2 separate regions of the Homo sapiens genome follow, and region 1 is linked to region 2. The links are chromatin loops, found by intact Hi-C in ENCODE. Cell type or tissue: transverse colon. All regions are shown on one strand.

Region 1 (2,500 bases), 96 kb before region 2:
ATTTTTCATAGCCAAAAACTGAAAACAATCCACGTGTCCACCATGGATAAATAAGTTGTGGTATATCCATACAGCAGAGTATTATTCTGCAATACAAAGGGATGAATTACTGATACATCCAACAATATCAACAAATCTCGAAATTATGCTGAGTGAAAAAAGCCAAAGACAAGTACATACTTATGATTCTACTTATATAGAATTCTAGAAAGTGCAAAATTAATCTATAGTAATACAAAGCAGATCAGTGGTTTCCTGAGACTGTAAGGAGGGTTAGAGAGAGAAGAATAGAAAGAGACAGGAAGAAACTATTGGAGGTGATAAATTCATTATCTTGATTGTGGTGATAATTTCTTGAGTATCTGTAGACTTTAAATATGTACATTTTACTGTGTGTCATTTATACCTCAATAAAGCTGTCAGAAAACGTATTAAAGTAAACTATAAATACCACCATTAGAAATAATGCATATTTTGTTTAAGATATAGAGGGTTAAGGCAGTATGTGGTTTAAAAAAATCATTTGGAATTTCAAAGGTTTGGTTTAAGACATAAACATAGATCTTTTTTATAGGATTAATTATTGGTTTAATGAGATGTTACCCCAAGGTAAAGCCAAGATTTATTAACCTCCAATGGTCAATTTTCACCTCAGGAAAATAGTGGATTTATAAATATTTATAGCTGTTATAGAGGACTTTTGATGCTATATATTGACACATGTACAGAAACAAAGTATATTACTAAGTCTGAAGACTAAGATACAACTTTAAAAATGTGTTTCAAAAAGCATTTCAGGATGACAGTGGAGAAAAATAAAAATAAGCATGAAGACTTCTGAGATGAGGTACTGTTTAAAGGCACTGAATACTTTTAATTTGGCAGAAACATGAGAATCAGATTGAACCCTGTTATTGGAATAATAATTATTATAAGATAATGCTGAGAAAATGTATACTTTTTGACTACAACCACTTACCCTCTGCCATATATAGGAACAAAGAATTCCAAGATGGGCAGTGTCTCTTGGACTCAGAGTTGAGGATCTTTAGAATGTTTGAAGGGAGTTTTAAAATAAAGCAAGCAAAGCTGAGACACTCATGCAAGCTGGGTAGGGTTATGGGCTCAAGATGAATCAGCCTTCTCTACTGCATTCATCATTAATTAATGAATCCAAGCAACAAATATGTATTAGGCATCTACTATGCACTGACACTTGGTCAAGTGCTTTTCAAAATTCTGACCTACAGTGAACAAAATCTCTTCTATTTTTAGCATCCTTTCTGAATGGTCTTTTTTATTTCTTGCCATAACAGAGTCATCCCTCAGGGATACCGTGTCTTCTACAGTCCTATTAAGTGAAAGTCCCATCTAAACATCTTTCTTTCTCCCTATCATCACTACCAGCATATTATTTCCTCTCCCTTTTGTAAAACTCTTGTGCCTTTGAGAATCAATGATCTGCTTCTATCTCCCTCTTCCTCTCTCCATGGCAATCTCCTACTGTCCCCTGGTTACCACCCCTCATTCATGAAAGACTAAGTGCTTTGCTCAGGCTTTCTCCATCCCAAATCCTGCCATCATCCTGAGTCATTTCACCATACCCTTGGGTGACCCATCAACAAGCTGTTCAATTCCTTAGCTGCCTCATCTTCAGTGACTTCTTCACCTCAATAACCCCCGGCCAAGACACACCTAGATTAGGAACGGCATCATATTAATGACGCTAATTCATGTATGCCCCTTCTCACCATGAGTTTCTGTAGTTCTAGTTCAACTACTTGGACTATAATGGTTTTTGTCTTTACCTCTTTCCTTTCTTCCTTTTTTTCTCTTTTCTCCCTTTTTTCTTATCTTTTAAACCTATATCCCTCTATGTTCTAACTGTTACCTTTCATTTCTACACTTCTTCCTCCACTCAGTTTAAAATTAAATATTGTGTTTAGACACTTTCCTAAAAACTCTGACATTACTTCTAACTTTTGAAAGAGTTTAGTTAGACTAAACTCTCGCATTATGTCTAACTTTTCTGTAGGTTCTTTTGGGTATGCAAATAATGACATTCTTTATTGTTTACTTTCCAGTCCTGTACTCTTAATTTATTTTTCTTATCTTATTGTTCCTAAGACACACAATAAAATGGTGTACAGGTGTGATGCACTAATCCAAATATTCCATTTCTCTCCACCTCCAAGGCAAACTCCCTAGTCTATGACACTATTTTCTTTCACTTGATCAACTAAATTTCCCTCCAAAGTGGACTCCCTAGAATTACTCTGTTCCTTCCCAATCCTTTTGCATTTCATAAGCATAATAATCTTTTCAAAACACAATTTAGGTTATGTAATAGCCTTGTCTTAAACTCTTCGCTGGTTTATAATTGCACCCACAATAAAATCCAGAAGCTTTAACAGAGTCTACTTCTTCAAGCCCTTCTTTTTTTCACTAGATTTTACTCACCCTGCTTTCTTTTTCACTTTGTTTTTCTTTTTTCCAGAAG
Region 2 (2,500 bases):
TGATATGAGGCTATGGAACATAAACCAAATCCAGTTCATGTGTCCAAGGAGCTTACAAGATAGAAGTGTTAAGGAATGTGGCTTGGTGCAGTGGCTCACGCCTGTAATCCCAGAACTTTGGGAGGCCAAAGTGAAGGAGGCCAGGAGTCTAAGATCAAACTGAGGAGCACAGAGAGATCCTAACTTTACAAAATAAAATTTTAAAAAATTAAAAATTAGCTGGGTATGGGATTCCACGCCTGTAGTCCCAGCTACTCAGGCAGCTGAGACAGGAGGGTTACGTGAGCCAGGAGTTCAAGGCTGCAGTGAGCTATACGTACACCACTGCACTTCAGCCTCGGCGACAGGGCAAGACTGTGTCTCAAAAAAAAGTGTTAAGGAATGTGTATCAGACATTTTTATAAATGTCATAACAGAGGTGCAGGTAAAATCCTGTGATCATTCACAGAAGAATAAAATCACCTTTCAGATACAGGATTCGGATCAGGTTTCATGGAAGAGGCAAAACTTTTTGTAAATCTCAAAATGGGTATGTTGTCAGAATGGAATGGCAAAAGAGCCTGGAAAAAGTAATGTTTATTCTGTGTGGTCTGTGTCTGCTAAAATTCCAGAGTTACTGTAGAGAAAGGGAGAGAATGGATTTGGGAGCCAATAGCAGTGTCTGCCACACCTGGCTCATATGTATACAGACTGCAGCAGGAAGGCAACGTCTGGCTACGATGCACAATACATGTGTGTCCTTGGTATAGCTCCTTAGCAGGAATATTCTGGCTAGTAAAATAACAGAGTTACTCAGGTGGGATAGCATGGTTGTTAACGGTGGAGGGTGTCCAGGTTCTTGGCATCTTGAACAAAGAATTCGTCAAAACGCACAAACAAAACAAGGAAGGAATGAAGGGATTACTGAAAATGAAAGTACACTCCGGCCGGGCGACGTGGCTCACGCCAGTAATCCCAGCACTTTGGGAGGCCGAGGTGGGCGGATGACGGGGTCAGGAGATCGAGACCATCCTGGCTAACATGGTGAAACCCCGTCTCTACTAAACATACAAAAAAATTAGCCGGGCGTGGTGGCGGGCGCCTGTAGTCCCACCTACTCGGGAGGCTGAGGCAGGAGAATGGCGTGAACCCGGGAGGCGGAGCTTGCAGTGAGCCGACATAGTGCCACTGCGCTCCAGCCTGGGCGACAGAGCGAGACTCCATCTCAAACAAACAAACAAAAAAGAACGTACACTCCACAGTGTTCGAGCGGGCAGCGGGAGTGAGCATAGGGGCACAAAGGCCCTGTTACAGTTTTTGTGAATTTAAATTCCCTCTACTTAGGGTACACCCTATGTAAATGAAGAGGATGAAGTGAAGTTACAAAGACATTTCCTGATTGTATGCCCTATGGAGAGGATATTTCCTGTTATAGCTGAAGTGTGAATCTGGCCTTAGCTTTCCTGCATCCAGACCCTATTTTCCCGCCTCATGGTGAATGTGTTATGAGGTTACTAAGATGGGGAAGAGAGGAGAACAGAAATGTATCTAACAGAGGGACAGACCTGAAGAAGTGGAGAATATCTTGTGAGATTTCCCCCACCTTTTTCATTCTTGGCTATGCCCTGTCGCCTGCCGAGCCTCTTTTCATATTCGGTCTGGAATGCTGAAACCTCCTTTTCCTCATTCCCTTTGTTATCTCTATATCTTGTTCCCTAGAAATAAAGATTTGAACTTTAGCATGAGCTGTACTTTTGCTACAGACCTTCTATTATCCAGCTACAGTGTTGACATACTTAATCTCCTTTAATGGGACAAGTAATGAACTCAATTAGCTGGAAAACCTCCATGCAAAGAGAAAAGACAACTCTTACCATATAATTCACAGACATTTCCCTTGATTCACATTATTCCTGCATTAAAGACCTTCTATGACCCCGAATATCAGTTGGTTACTCGCTAAAACTGACTGTAGAGCAATTTCGCCTTAAGCAGATTTACTTAACGAAACACTAATATGTAATTAACTGGACTGAGAATTTGATTTGCATACTCTCAAGGAACAATTTTTTATTATTTAAAAACAAAACACTTGACATTCTAGAAGGGGCTACAAAGACATCCCCAAAGGTCAATTAGTCCTACAACTGATTACCTAAATATTTAATAGCACTCAAACACAGTACTAAATGGGCTCTAATTTGTTTGTGAAAAGAAACAATGCCACTTTACACACGGCTGCCAAGTTTTCAGTAAACAAAGAGAATATGGTCTTGGGAAACTGATGAATCTAGTTTAAAAATGCGACAAGATCCTCCTGTGCTCCTTCCAAACATGGCAGTGATTTTCCACTAATTTTCTTCCTGATGCTTTTTTCCTTTAAGTCTACATGTTGATGCACCCCAAGGCTCAGTCTTTGAATTGGTCTCTTTCCTAGGTCGTTCTCAAGTAATCTCTAGGCTTGACAAACTTCCTCTGTATTGACAGCTCCCAATGTTATACCTATAGCTCACACCTCCTC

What was found. Peaks named below come from ENCODE experiments on the same cell type or tissue, not always from the same donor. Only the 100,000 strongest peaks of a DNase experiment are listed, where the experiment ranks them.
Region 1: a loop joins it to region 2, with 5 times the contacts of the local background. A loop is called at or near these places in 2 of 110 quality-filtered maps.

Annotation. Positions count from the first base shown.
Region 1 is chr10:22,181,139-22,183,638 of GRCh38, forward strand. No RefSeq gene overlaps it. Among named protein-coding and RNA genes, the nearest start is that of EBLN1, 36 kb to the right of the region's middle. In transverse colon, no CTCF peak of the experiment used is centred here; no DNase peak of the experiment used is centred here.
Region 2 is chr10:22,277,209-22,279,708 of GRCh38, forward strand. No RefSeq gene overlaps it. Among named protein-coding and RNA genes, the nearest start is that of COMMD3, 38 kb to the right of the region's middle. In transverse colon, no CTCF peak of the experiment used is centred here; a DNase peak (open chromatin) is centred at 986; H3K4me3 peaks cover 437 bases; H3K27ac peaks cover 831 bases.